Linked DNA regions of Homo sapiens: region 2 is linked to region 1. A link is an interaction called in ENCODE POLR2A ChIA-PET data of the cell type or tissue named here. Cell type or tissue: IMR-90. All regions are shown on one strand. Links, peaks and the distances in the headings refer to the core of each region. The heading gives the core; the rest is flanking DNA.

Evidence for each region. Peaks named below come from ENCODE experiments on the same cell type or tissue, not always from the same donor. Only the 100,000 strongest peaks of a DNase experiment are listed, where the experiment ranks them.
Region 2: POLR2A ChIA-PET joins it to region 1 with 10 read pairs; 2 of 35 experiments call an interaction of 5 or more read pairs at or near these places.

The regions. Positions count from the first base shown.
Region 1 is chr2:232,565,155-232,572,958 of GRCh38, reverse strand. It overlaps EIF4E2 (eukaryotic translation initiation factor 4E family member 2), which reads right to left. Exons shown (of 7, transcript NM_004846.4): 5 at 5,978-6,130; 6 at 5,745-5,881; 7 at 3,749-4,014. The coding sequence ends at 3,942. Among named protein-coding and RNA genes, the nearest start is that of EIF4E2, 18 kb to the right of the region's middle. RefSeq lists an enhancer at 3,862-5,061. In IMR-90, for the core only: no CTCF peak of the experiment used is centred there; a DNase peak (open chromatin) is centred at 4,588.
Region 2 is chr2:231,962,994-231,970,797 of GRCh38, reverse strand. The region is part of intron 1 of DIS3L2 (DIS3 like 3'-5' exoribonuclease 2); the gene reads right to left. Among named protein-coding and RNA genes, the nearest start is that of DIS3L2, 5.2 kb to the right of the region's middle. In IMR-90, for the core only: no CTCF peak of the experiment used is centred there; no DNase peak of the experiment used is centred there.

The sequences.
Region 1 (7,804 bases), core at 1,909-6,908:
AAACCCCTCACTGTAATGCTGAGATTTAAATTCCTTTTTAAACCACTTAGGTGTCAACAAGAAATTACATGGCTGTGTTGAAGCTTCATGTCATTTATCCTTTTATTTCCAGGAAGGGCCATCCTTACACTAGCCTACACCGAGCAGTTCTCTCTGTCAAGAACCTGAAGAAATATGGACTTCACAGCTCCCTCCTACTCCATTCCAGTATTACATTCCCCTCCCAGTTTCTTCATTAGTCTCTTCACTATATGTTAAACCTCAACATGAAGAACCTGGGTTAAGAAATTTCCTCACAGCCGGGCACCATGGCTCACGCCTGTAATCACTTCGGGAGGCTGAGGCAGGCGGAACACCTGAGTTCAGGAGTTCGAGACCAGCCTGGCAAACATGGTGAAACCCCGTCTCTACTAAAAATACAAAAAATTAGCCAAGCATGGTGGCGGGCACCTGTAATCCCAGCTACTCGGGAGGCTGAGGCAAGAGAATCGCTTGAACCCAGGAGGCAGAGGTTGCAGTGAGCAGAGATCGCGCCACTGCACTCCAGCCTGGGTGACAGAGTGAGACTCCATCTCAGAAAAACAAAACAAAACAAAACAAAAAAAGAAATTTCTTCACATGGAATCAGTGGAAATAAAATAGTGGGCCATAATCTTTGGTATAATCACTCTTATTCTCATAGGCCCACAGCTCGGCCAAGAGGCAAATCTACCACCTAAAACTAGGTGTGAATAGTCTAGCTATTTTCCATCTGGCATTCCAGGCATACTGGGTAATATTAAAACTTCCTTCTTTTAAAGGTAAAGAAAGAACAAGTTAAATGTAAGAAGTGTCATGACTGGAGTTTCTAAAAACAGAAAAAATTAATTAGAGGTTAATATAGGCAACAAGGAATTCTGAACAGATTCAAAAGACAGAGGAACAAAGAGCTCTTTTAAGACCACTCTTGGCCCATCTCACGTACCAGAAAGCAAATCCTGTGCAATTCTACACTTCCCCCTACCTCTACCCAAAGGCTGCAAGGTTCATAGCCTTGCGCTCACTGCTCTCTATACTTAGGGAGGGGCTCAGCCTCCTGCTAATCTGGGCTCTCTTCGCTTTGCCTACCAGTTCGGTGGTACATATCACAGATGCAAAGCCAGGCCAGCAATTAAGCTGGGGTAACCTGGTGCTACTGGACTATGATTTAGCCATGCCAGGAGAAGGGAATGGGTTGGTCCTTGCCTATAAAAGTTCAGTGTTGAAATACAATGATATCTAGATGTGGGAAAGCCTCCACAATTTGACCTGTCTCTTCTCTGAGATAAAGGAATAAAGAGAATCACCCACCCTCCACTCCTGCAGAGAAGCCGGGCCAGTCTTTCCCAGTGCTGTAGCCCACTATGGGAATTTGGCCTGTTTTCCTTTTCCATTCCAGGCTAGATGCACAAAAGGAATCAGTGGGACTAATCCAAAGAGGAGTTTCTTCACAAAAGACATTGCTGTTTCATATGGCTCCGAGCCCAGTTTTATCCTGGTAGCCCCACGATTCTGACTGTATTATGAGATTTCTCCTCAAAGCAGAGAATATGGGGAACCCACATCTATGAAAACTCGACTACAAGTTGGCCTCATTAAAAGGAGCTATGACCTGAGCAAGAACTCAGTTTAACAAGTTGTCCACGTCTTAGGGGTGAATGAACTGTCAGCAATAAACAAGAGCAGGAGCCCTCTGCAGCACAGCAGCTCATCACCCGCCTGCTCTGTGCGGCAGGCAGTGCCTTGTAGCACACTGAGGGGAACAGCAGGAAAAGGCCACAAGCAGTGTGACTGGGGAAAGGCTGGAAAAACCCAACGGTTGAAGAAGGACATTGGGAACTGGGCCAAAAATAGCAAGCAGGAATCAGGAACACCTGACTGAAAAATCTAAGCTACTCTTAAAAAACTCCCCTCACCACCAGCAGCCCTATCTCCAGAGTACTCGGAGGAAAACAAATGTTGGCTCCTTCTTCCTTCATTTTCCTTGGAATTCTTTGTTTTTTGAGATGGAGTTTTGCTCTTGTTGCTCAGGCTGGAGTGCAGTGGTGCAATCTCAGCCCCCTGCAACCTCCACCTCCTGGGTTCAAGCAATTCTCCTGCCTCAGCCTCCCCGAGCAGCTGAGATTATAGGCACCTGCCACTATGCCCGGCTAATTTTGTATTTTTGGTAGAGATGGGGTTTCACCATGTTGGCCAGGCTGGTCTCCTGACCTTGTGATCTGCCCACCTCGAGCTCCCAAAGTGCTAGGATTACAGGCGTGAGCCACCTCGCCCGGCCTCCTTGGAATTCTTAAGTCTCAGTAGCAGCTGTTCCTTGGCTCAAACCAAGTCATATCCATGGAAGAGCCACAAGGAATAGAAGAAAGCAGAAATAGTTCTGACTTTTGTTCATATTGACAAGGATCAGAAGGGTCTCAAGGTCAGTTTGGTGCTTCTAATCAACTCTTACTCTGGGAGGTGACATCAAGCCTATCCCCTGGAGCAGTTACAATACAGCTGAAATTAAAGTTAATGTATGTAACAATTTTTGAAGGCAAGAGGGAAAGAGCCAGAGAAGGTAATTCTTTGACAAATACTAAAAACGTAGAGAATGGGCCTTTCCATATTCCAGCAAATCTCTCATTTTATAGGTACTTCAACCAATTTTGGATATGTAATAAACAAAGATGCAATGACACAAACACCCCTAGAATACTGAGCCCACAGTGCTAATCCTAATAGGTGTTATGCAGGATCTTGGGCCACATGGAGATCAGAGGTAAGTCAGGATGGTACAAGCACAGGGTATCACTGCCAAAGTGGAACAGCCACTCTGGAAAACTCAACCTTAAGTCCACAGACACTTTCACAGATCCTCTCAGGCAGGCTGACCCAGTGTTTGCAAAAAAATGATTGTTTATTATGTTTTTGGTGGTAGCTCCTAAGAAAACCTAAAGTAGCATGAGGCTTGCTGAAACTCTACATGCAGGTTAGGGGCCTAAAGGCCAAGCTGCAGCACATACAAGCCAAAGCCACAAAGCACACAAGGGGTCCGTACGTGCTACGGTCAGATATCCTACAGAGCAAACTCACACGGGATGAAGACGTTTCCCCTACCCCAGATCCTGATGTGCAGTAACACCGGGCCCAGGAGAAAGGGAAGGGCTGTAACCCTGAGATCTTGCAAGCAGGGCTGACTCAAAGAGGAAGATGACCTGGCTCTAAAGGGAAAGCAGAAGGGAGAAGGCTGGAAAAGAGCTGTGGCTTGGGCAGCTTTGGCACCAGCGAGAAAACCCCATTAGCACAAAGCAAGGAAGCTATATACACACAGCCACACAGACAGAAGCAGGGATTTACCTCCAAGCAAGAGATTTCTTTGAAGTAAAGGCGAATGGAAGTCAGCGAAGCAAAGGCCAAGGATCCCCCTTTCCAACCTGAACAGACTTTCAAGCTGAATTCTATATCAGAAATCACTCTGTTCTGGTCATCGGTGTGACTAGATGGGAACTCAAATTTAAGTACCAGAAAATGGGGTCTTATTTTCTAAGCTAGATGTCACCTTATTATGTCAGGCCTCAGCAGTCCTGGAACAAAATACCACATGACACTACACAATGGGCTTATGGAAATGAGGCTGCATTCCCCGGATGGCCCTCCATGGAAAAGTCTGTGCCATCCCTTAATATGGTGACAGTCAGTCCGAAAGGCCACATCTTTGATGCACCATAAAGAGCAAGAGCATGAGACAAGCTAGTTTAGCACCATTTATTAAGTGATCTCAGCTGTTGTTGTAGCTGCTGCGTGTCAGCCTGTTCTTAAAACATAAAATGCTCTTCCAATTCCTCTTGTCCAGGACAGAAGGATCTTCCAGGTAGCACGCCAACAGAACAAGAGACTCCGATGACGCCAGCTTCAATGATGGTGCCATCCAGAGAGGGAGAGGGTCATGGCACATTCAACCGCGGCTTCCAGAGGTTTTGAAAAAGGAGCCTTTGGGGGCCCAGCCTGCCTGGCATTCTAGTGGAAGTGCAAAAGGTTGGCTCATTGGGAGAGGAAAGAGAGGGGGACGCAAGGGAAAGTAGCATCTGGGTCTCAAAGAGGGTTGGTCTTCTGGTCTCTACAGCTACAGGGCTGAAGTCCCAGAGGCAGACCTCTGGATAAAGCAGAGAGCAGCAGGCCAGTCTTTCTAGCAGACTAAGGCAAAAAGCCCACAGGCTCTCCTAAACTCTGTAAGGACGTGTACATATGTTTCTGTAAAAGTCACGAAGAACTGCCTTATGGTATTAGAAAGGGAGAAGAGCAGAGAAGGGGAGAATTGATGAAAAATACCTCTTTCCCTCTCCTATCCAGGTAAAAAGCTTATTTTGGGGGTAAGTGGGAGTAGGGGATATTCAGAAACCTTGAAAACGAGAATCCTAGAAACAGGTGTAGATCTCTCCAGCCTGGACTGAACGTGGCTAGAAGTCAGAAACTACTTCTATCCCAGAATAGAGAATAAGAAAAATGTGCCCAGAGTAAAGCAATGCTAACACAGGACTGCTAAGGCAAGCAACCACAGCCATGGCTGGCTAATAACTGTTCGTGACTATGATGAGTCATGCCAGCCGTTTGATCATGGACCAACGCCCATAGCAGTGTTCCCACTTAAAAACTGGCACTTAGCTGGTTTAAGCCAACTCCACTCCACATTATCTATGAATGCATGGGAAAGAGATTCCCAAATGGTCTGTCTGCTGAACATAATTGCTGGGCTCACTACTAGCCTTCAATAATAACAACATGATGATATTCTTACTAATGATGATGATGATGATAGCAATACTACTACTTGGCCCCGTAAAAGCATTCTCCATCTGAAGACCCTCAGTTAAAGATTAAATCAGCCTCACAATAGCCTTGTTAGATAAAGTACTGTCTCCCACTTTACAGATGGAGAAACTGAAGCAAAGTTGCAAAGACACTTGTCAAAGGCACATATTGGTATGGGGCCATATGAGAGAACTAAACCTAAGAGTCCTAACTCTTAGCTGGCTAGCTCTCCCTCCAGCTTTGAGACAATCTGACAGCCACTCCCCACACTTTTTCACAATAGCCTGAGCTTACTTCTGACACTCAATCACTGAGGAGCAAGCCTAACAGTGATTCTCACTGTGGACAGAGAGCTCTATTTCCCTGAGTCCTAGGGAGATTGCCAAGCTTATTTTCCCTGTGGCCTTCATGCTTCCCTTTGATTCTGCTCTCTCACACACACACTATCCCCCTTCTTCTAAGAGTCAGCTCTATACACAAGGAAATGGAGTCATTCCTGATAAGTAGTCAGTATCCCAGGACAAAGAAAATAGACTGAAGCTAACAAGTTAAAAAGACATGCAGAAGTGGGGTGAGGGTGGGCAGGGTGAAATTATCTTAAAAAACAGCAAGAAAAAGAAAAGCACTTGTCTTTCATTTTAAGATAGTGGTTAGCATATGAAAGACAAGACAGCCTGTAGAAATTAAGCAAGCCCAGGTAGTACAACTGGGTTTCTGCAGATGGGCTCTCTCTGCTACAAAGCACCTGGTAGTATAGGTGGCAGGGAGCCTCGCTGACAAAGAACTGCAGCAAGTAGCCAGAAGCCCTAGAGGGAAGGCCTGGTCTGTCCCTTCTCCACAAGTAAGTCTCCTGTCCGGCCATATTCCTCTGGGCCCAACTACAGATCTACTTATACTAAGCTTAGGGACACGTCCTCCCATAACCCCCCAACACGTACTTGATGCTGTCGGTGTGAGTTTTGTATTCCATAATGGTGTTGGGAGGTAGGTTAAGCACTCGCCGAAGTGTGTCCCGGATTCGGGCTGTGGTTGCTTGGTCACTGGCAGTCTTATTCCATATTGAAATAATGTCTTCCTACCAGAGGAACAGAAGGAATCATCAAAGCAAATCAGGGGCAGCGAGGAGAGCAAAGGCAACACAAGAAACCAGCCTGGCTCATGGGTGGCTTACCTGAAAGCGGACAGACACCACAGCCCCACAGATCTCCTCCCCAACCATGAACTGTTCCCCCAGCATGGCCAAAATGAGATTCTCCCAGCAACGGGAGGCCAAGCCCTTCCGCAGCCGAATAATCCACTTGCCACCATTTTTATTTGCATCATCCTGTAAAAAGACAGAAAGCACTGAAGTTAAAATATGGTTTCACAGCCTTTTTTTGTATGAAGGCAGTAAAAAGCCAAGAATCTCTTAAACACTAAGAAGTCATATCACTTTCCAATTATTCAACTCTATAGAAAAACTGATGGTAGGACTAGGGAGAGAAGAAATGGGGAAAAAAAGAAAAACAAGGCTGGGATCCTTGGCATAAGCCATTTATTAAAATGGCTAAACAGACCTTTTAAAAATAATCCCCTTTACTGGAAATACTTTAGGAATCAAAACGAAATGATGTCATATTTCAAGCACAGATCATCCGTTTACTTGCTAAAAGTACTGAATGTCTGCTGGGCGCAGTGGCTCACGCCCGTAATCCCAACACTTTGGAAGGCTGAGGTGGGCGAATCACGAGGTGAGGAGATCGAGACCATCCTGGCTGACACGGTGAAACCGCGTCTCTACTAAAAATACAAAAACAAAATTAGCCGGGCATGGTGGTGGGCGCCTGTAGTCCCAGCTACTCGGGAGGCTGAGGCGGGAGAATGGCGTGAACTCGGGAGGCAGAGCTTGCAGGGAGCCGAGATCGTGCCACTGCACTCCCGCCTGGGAAACACAGCAAGACTCCGTCTCAAAAAACAAAACAAAACAAAACAACAACGACGACAAAAAAAAGTACTGACTGTCACTACATACCAAGTACACAGACATGAAGCCCCAATCTAGTTTTTTTTTTTTTCTTTTTTGCGATGGAGTCTCCCGCTGTCACCCAGTCTGGAGTGCAGTGGTGCGATATCGGCTCACTGCCACTTCTGCCTCTTGGGTTCAAGCGATTCTCCTGTCTCTGCCTCCTGGGTAGCTGGGACTACAGGCACATGCCACCACACCCGGCTAATTATTGTATTTTTAGTAGAGACAGGGTTTCACCATATTGGCCAGGCTGGTCTCGAACCCTTGACCTCGTGATCTGTCTGCCTCGGATTCCCAAAGTGCTGGGATTACAGGAGTGAGCCACTGCGCCTGGCTGAAGCCCCAATCTCTACTCAGATCCAGTCCAGTAGAAGAGACAGCCAAGGATATTAATTACAGCAATGATACTATAATTATAAGTGCTGCTGTTAACAGATATGCACACTATGTTAAGGAAGAACAAGATAGTTGGAAACAGTCAAGAAGTGGGTCTTTTTTTTTCTTTTCTTTTTTTGAGATGGAGTCTCGCTCTGTCACCCAGGCTGGAGTGCAGTGGCACAATCTTGGCTCAGTGCAACCTCCACCTCCTGGGTTCAAGTGAGTCTCCTGTCTCAGCCTCCCGAGTAGCTGGGATTACAGGCGCGTGCCACCACACCTGGCTAATTTTTGTATTTTTAGTAGAGACGGGGTTTCACCATGTTGGCCAGGCTGGCCTCAAACTCCTGACCTCAGGTGATCTGTCCACCTCGACCTCCCAAAGTGCTGGGATTACAGGCATGGGCCACCATGCCCTGCCAAGAAGTGGGTCTTAAGGTCAACGGGAGTGAGTCAGGAAAAGCAGCTGAAGGGCACTGCGGGCACTGGGAAGAACATGTCTGTGCATAAACTGACAGGAGGGTCCACCTGCAGGGAAGGGAAGATTTAGAGATGATGGGAGATGAGGCTTGAAAGGTAAATGAGGTGCAAGATCATGTGAGCAATGAGGAGCTGTAT
Region 2 (7,804 bases), core at 1,231-6,230, 600 kb after region 1:
AGTCACAGTAAGCTAAGGTTAATTTATTATTGAAGAAAGAAAAAATGTTTTCTATAAATTCAGTATAGCTTAAGTGTACTGTGTTTGTAAAGTCGACAGTAGTGCACAGTAATGTCCTCGGCCTTCACACTCATTCACCACTCACTCACTGACTCACCCGAGCAACTTCCAAGCCTGCAACTTCCATTCATGGTCAATGCCCTATACAGGTGTACCATTTTTTTATCTTTTATATTGTATTTTTACTGTACCTTTTCTATGTATAGATACATCTAGATACATAAATACTTAGCATTCTATTACAATTGCCTATGGTATTAAATGCAGTCACATGCTGTACAGTTTTGTAGCCTAAGCGCCACAGGCTTTACCATATAGCCTAGGTGTGTAGTAGGCTACAACATCTAGATTTGTGAAAGTACACTCTATGAGGTTTGCACAACAAAATTACCTAACAATGCATTTCTCAGAATGCATCTCCATTGTTAGGCAACAAATGGCTGTATTTGAAAATCGATGCGATATTTCACCATATTAACAAATGAAAAGTGGCTGGGTGCAGTGGCTCACACCTGTAATCCCAACACTTTAAGAGGTGACAGTGGGAGGACTGCTTGTGCTCAGGAGTTCAAGGCCAGCCTCGACCACATAACAAGACCTCATCTCTACTAAAAAACAAACAAACAAAAAAAAATCAGCCAGGTGTAGTATGTGGTCCCAGCTACTTGGGAGGCTAAGGTAGGAGGACTGCTTGAGCCCCAGAGGTCAAGGCTACTGTGAACCACAGTCATGCCACTGCAGTCCAGCCTGGAAAACAGAGCAAGACCCTGTCTCGAAAAAAAAAAATCATATGATCATCACAGTAGATTCAGAAAAAGCACTTAACAAAACCCAATGTTCACTCTCGAAAAAAAAAAAAATCTCAGTAAACTAGAAATAGAAGAAAACTTCTCCAGTGATAAAATGCATATACAAATGGTGAAAGACTAAATGCTTTCTCCCTAAGAGAAGAAACAAGACAAGTAATCTGCTCTCACCATCTCTATTTAACATTGTTACTTGGGGATTGCAGCCAGTGCAATAAGAAAAAGAAATAAAAGCCTGGAAAGGAAGAATTAAAACTGTATTCACAGATGACATAATCTTTACATAGAAAATCCAATGGAATCTATTAAAAAGCTCTAGGACGCCAGGCGCAGTGGTTCACGCCTGTAATCCCAGCACTTTGGGAGGCTGAGGCGGACAGATCATTTGAGATCAGGAGTTTGACGCTGGCCTGGCCAACATGGTGAAACCCCGTCTCGACTGAAAATACAAAAATTAGCCGGGCGTGGTGGCACACACCTGTAATCCCAGCTACTCAGGAGGCTGAGGCAGAAGAATTGCTTGAACCTGGGAGGTAGAGGTTGCAGTGAGCCAAGATTGCGCCACTGCACTCCTACCTGGGCAATAGAACGAGACTCCAACTCAAAAAAAAAAAAAAAAAAAGGTCTAGGACTAATAAGAACTAAGTGAGCTTAGCCAGATTGATGGAGAAGATTAATGTAAAAAAATCAATCATATTTCTATATACTAGTGTCAATCAGAAATATAAATTTTAAAAATATAATTTTAATAGTGTATTAGTCCATTCTCACACTGATAGAAATACCCAAGACTGGGTAATTTATAAAGGAAAGAGGGTTAATTGACTCAGTTCCACACGGCTGGGAAAGACTCAGGAAACTATAATCATGGTGAAAGAGGAAATAGGCATGTCTTACACGGCGGCGGCAGGCAAGTGAGAGAGCATGTGAGAACAAAGGAAAAACTACCATTTATGAAACCATCAGATCTTGTGAGAATTCACTATTACAAGAACAGCATGGGGGAAACCAGCCCCATAATCCAGTTACTTCCCTCCCTCGACACGTAGGGATTACAATTCAACATGAAATTTGGGTGGGGACCTAAAACCAAACCATATCAAATAGCACCAAAAACTATGAAATACTTACGGATAACTAAACATTGACAGTTTTCTTAAAGGTTAAGCATATACCTATTATATGATCCAGCCATTCTACTCCTAGGTATTTAACCAAGAGGAATAAAAACATATGTCCATACAAAGCCTTGTAAACAAAATTTTTATAGAAGCCTTATTTGTTAATAACTAAAATTGGAAACAACCAACATGTCCATTGGTAGGTAAATGTATTAATAAACTGAGGTACATCCATACAATGCAATATTACTCAGCAATAAAGAGGAATCAGCTACTAATACACTTAACAACAGGGATGACTCTCAATTATGCTGAGTGAAAGAAGGATAACTACATATTGTGTGGTTCCATTTATATAAAATAAGAGGAAATTCTAGGAAATGAAAGTTAATGTACAGTGATAAAAACATCAGTTAGGCCAAGCGCAGTGGCTCACGCCTGTAATCCCAGCACTTGGGAGACCGAGGCGGGCGGATCACGAGGTCAGGAGATCAAGACCATCCTAGCTAACACAATGAAACCCCGTCTCTATTAAAAATACAAAAATTAGCTGGGCATGGTGGCAGGTGCCTGTAGTCCCAGCTACTGGGGAGACTGAGGCAGGAGAATGGTATGAACCTGGGAGGCGAAGCTTGCAGTGAGCCAAGATCATGCCACTGCACTCCAGCCTGGGTGACAGAGCAAGACTCTGTCTCAAAAAAAAAAAAAAAAAATCAGTTATCTGGGATAGGGATCAGGGAGCCAGGGGTATGAAAACAGCTTTGGGCATAATAGATATGATCAATGTCCTGTTTGTGATGATAGTCTTACAAGTACACACATATGTCAAAACTTAACAAACTGTACACTTTAGAGTTTATAACCTGTCAACTATACCTCAATAAATCAGTCTTAAATCAATCAAATAAATTTTTTAAATAAATCAAAAAAATATGGTCTTAACCAATAATAATCCTACACAACACAAATTGGGCCCTAATTCATTTATTAAAAATTGTTTTTTGTTAATAAGACATATTTCAGTCATAAAACTTATAAGGCATCCTTACTTGCAAACTATTATAAAAGACTGATTTGAACTGGCAAAAATTCAGTGAAACATAAAGAAAATAAATGCATTATTTCAACAAAAAAATCTCAGAACAATTCTTTTTTTCATTTACAAAACTTAACTAAAATTAAAAAGAAACATGTAAATTTCTGACCTTGTTTAATACTGTGCCATAAGTAAAAGGATTAAACAAAAATAATAATAGCTCCTTCTTGGTATAACTGTTGCTAGAGTTTTGCATTCAACCTTTTAAAAGTGATTAAAGCTAACAGTGGCAGACATCAGAGAAAAAGGCAACTATTTCCCATGTGGAAAGCTGGTCCCTAAAAAAATGAAGTTAAACAGAAATGTTTGGGGCTTCTCTCTGAATCCCTCAGCATCTAGATAATCACCACAAACTTCTCCTCACCAAAGCCTAATGGGAAATAGAAACAATCCAATTTCATTAGAGGAGGACCAAAAAGGAACTTATAATGCAGAATTCTTCAATTAGCATTATATAACTTCCTGCCTCATCCGGTTTGGGTCACACAACCTCTCCGTGTCTACCAGACACTCCACCAATACTTTACTGAGGGCAGGGTACTTCATCAGCCCTTCTCCCCTCATGATTTCATCAGAGATAATTTCAAGGTACTTTGCACCACATGAAGTCCCTTCCTACCAGTGTGACCAGTGTCTCATCTGTCATCATTAGTACATCCCAGAGGCAGCCTGTTATTAGGGCAAGAAAGAAATCAAAAGTAGGTGGACTAACAGTTGACTAAACTTCATCAAGTCTTGCCTCAACATAACTGGTCACGTAATAACTACTCTAAGGCATCAAGTTCTTGCTATGGTTCCAAATAAAATACCTTCTATACGAAAAACCCTTCAAATCCTTCTACTTCATGTTACATGACAAAAAGGAGCATCTTCTGCCATTCTACCACCACTCTCAGTTTAATAAAGACAACAAGATTTCTGGGATGGGCACAGTGATTCATGCCTGTAACTCCAATATTTGAGAGGCTGAGGCAGGAGGATCACTTGAGGCCAAGAGTTTCAGACAAGCCTGAGCAACATAGCAAGACCCTGTCTCCACAAAAAAAAAAAAAAAAAAAAAAAAAAAAAAAAAATGTTTTTTAACTAGCTGGGCATGGTGGCTCATGCCTGTAGACCCAGCTACTCAAGAGGCTCAGGTGGGAAGATCACTCGAGCCTGGGAGTTCAAGGTTACAGTGAGCTATGATCACACTACTGCACTCCAGCCTGGGCAGCAGAGTGAGATTCTGTCTCAAAAAGGCCAGGCACAGTGGCTCAGTGGCTCACGTCTGTAATCCCAGCACTTTGGGAGGGCAAGGCGGGTGGATTGCTTGAGGTCAGGAGTTTGAGACCAGCCTGGCCAACATGGTGAAACCCCGTCTCTACTTAAAATACAAAAAATTAGCCAGGCGTGGTGGCGTGAGCTTGTAGTCCCAGCTACTCACGAGGCTGAGGCTGGAGAATCACTTCAGCCCACAAGGCGGAGGTTGCAGTAAGCTGAGATCGTGCCACTGCACTCCAGCCTGGGCAACAGAGTAAGTCTCTGTCTCAAAAAAAAAAAAAAAGAAGAAGAAGAAGAATTCTGGTCAAGTCTCCACTCCCTGACATCAGCAAAAATGGTATCGATGGCCAGACCTCAGAGGGATCTATCCACTCATTCCAGGCCCAGTTTTACTTTTACTCATGCTCAATAGCATTTCATGAAACTCCTTCTGTAAAACAAAAACTTTTTGAAGGATAAAATAAAAGGACAGGCTGGGCATGGTGGCTTACATCTATAATCCCAGAACTTCGGGAGGTTGAAGCAGGAGGATCGCCTGAGCCCAGAAGGTCGAGGCCACAGTAAGCCGTGATCTCACCACTGCACTCCAGCCAGGGCAACATGGACGTGGCATCAGAGGGTCTGCTTTGATTAGAGCACTGTTCTCTTCCTGTGCATCTTGTAGACATCAGTTAAAATGTCATTTCAGTGATTTCTCTAAAACACTTGTCACAGCCATAGTTTTGCATTTGTGTGATTATTTGAGTATCATCTGCTGAGGACAGAGATCATATGTGCATTCACTCTCCCCCATCTCCAAGGCCAAGCATAGTGCCTGGTACCAAGTAAGCACTCAAATATTATATTTGATGATTAAGTGAATAAATGAACACTAAGTCTATAAGAAAGCAACAAAACATCTTTTAAGAGGACTTAAAAGTTTGATCATCTTCACAAATGTATCTTTGGTGGATGCCCAAAGCAACTGAGTCCCCTTATTAAACATTAAACTCAAAAAAAAAAAAAAAGTCAATTCAGATGTCTACATAAATTGCTCTGGCCTTCAATGTCTCAAGGCAAATGCTGAGCATCAAAGGCTGATAGGCTAAACACACACACTCTCCTTATGTAAAGCATACCTACTGGTTGCTAAGTAACAGTTGTTTTTGGTAATTCCTGATACTACCGCTGCTACATAGGAAGCACTTCAGAAATACCAGTCAAATAAAAAAGAGCAACATTTCACAAGACTCTTGAGCATGAATGAAACAGTAACTACTTAAACTGTGGTGTTTCATATAAACCTAACACCAAATGCAGAAGCAAAGAAACTCTAAGTGGCAAAGCCCTCAGCTAGTAACTTCACTATTTTAGATGTCAAACAGGAAAAATGTCATATAGATTTGTACTAAGACTATTTGAAAGAAATAGGTCACAAATCAAGTGACCTGAAAGCATTAAATAAGAACTTCGAAATGCCACATGGAACTATTTCCCAAACTCTTAAGAATATAAGGAAAGGAATTAGGACTTCCTGTCCTCTCCAATACAAATACAAATTATATCTGTACTTTAGAGACAAATCAAGTCCCATTTAATCCAGAAATGATTTCTCCACCCTCTGACCTACTACAGCACTTAATATCCGTACCACATATTTTGCATTTAAACAAATGTCCATTTCATTGCTTTCCTAATAATTTCATGTGTGCACTTTTCTTTTATATCCTTTAAAGTGTATAATGCTGTAGATGCTTAATAAAGTTATTAAATTGGAATGAAATTATAGTTTTAAATGAATTTTGATATAGAAACTCCCACATTTTATTCCCAAATAATGTCATTTCCAAAAACGGTTCACACGCCTCAGTTTTAGCTCCATCATCATCAGATTAAAAATAAAGTCGTTATCCAACCATGTTCAAATAAGGCTTACAGTTTTCTTAGTACAGCTCATTCAAACTCAAATCAGGGGAGGTTTTCCAGTGCCATAGTGTCTTCTGAAGTGTAAGTCCATGCTATTAACAACACCTGCTCCTACTTTCTTCAATGTAGCAAATTTCACTTGAAATATTTCTCAAACCTCAAACCTAGTCAGTCCCGGGAAGATTTCCTTCTGCAGAAAACTTGTAAGCACAAAAATCTAAGCTACAGAATATACTAACCACACCTCACTCACAACTGGGAAGCAAATTCCCCAGAAAAGGATCAGTTCAAGATGTACAATTAAATGAGTCTCACACCTATAGAACAATGGAACAGAACAGAAAACTCAGAAATAAAGCCACACACCTACAACCATATGATCTTCAACAAACTGACAAAAAACAAATGGAGAAGGGACTCCCTATTCAATAAATGGTGCTGGGATAACTAACTAGCCACATGCAGAAGATATAAAACTGTATATATTTCATGATATACATAATGGGTTAAAGATTTAAATGCAAAGACCTCAGTCAGGCACAGTAGCTCATGCCTGTAATTCCAGCACTTTGGGCAACTGAGGCAGGCAGATCTTTTGAGCCTAGGAGTCAGAGACCAGCCTGACAACATGGTAAAAACCACATCTCCATAAAAAATACAAAAATTAGCCGAACGTGGTAGTGCGCACCTGTAGTCTCAGCTACTCGGGAGGCTGAGGTGGGAGGATCACTTGAGCCTGGGAAATCGAGGCTGCAGTGAGCTGCAGTCACGCTACTGCACTCCAGCCTGGGTGACAGTGAGACCCTGTCTCAAAATAAAATAAAAGACCTCAAGCTATAAAAATCCTAGAAGAAAACCCAGGAAATACACTTCTTGACACTGACCTTGGCAAATTTTTGGCTAAGTCCCCATAAGCAACTGCAGCAAAAACAAAAATTGACAAGTTGGAACTAATTAAACTAGAGCTTCTGCACAGCAAAAGAAATTATCAACAGATTAAACAGACAACCTACAAAATGGGCGAGAATATTCACAAACTATGCATCTGACAAAGGTCCAATATCCAGAATCCCTATGGAACTTAAATCAACAAGCAAAAAACAAATAAGCCCATTTTTAAAAATGGCCAAAGGACATGAACACTTCTCAGAAGAAATACAAAAAGAAAAAACCACGACATACAAGCAGCCAACAAATATATGGAAAACATGATCATGACTAATTATCAGAGAAATGCCAATCAAAACCACAATGAAATACCATCTCACACCAGTCAGAATGGCTATTATCAAAAAGTCAAAAAACAACAGATCCTCATTAGGCTCCCTTGGAAAGGGAACATTTAAACTACTGTTGGTGGGAATGTAAATTAGTTCAGCCACTGTGGAAAGCAGTTTGGAGATTTCTCAAAGAACTTAAAGAGCCACCATTTCACCCAGCAATCCCACTGTTGGGTATATAACCAAAGGAAAACAGACCATTATACCAAAAAGACATATGCAGTTGTATGTTCACGGCTGAGCTATTCACAATAGCAAACACACGGAATCAACCTA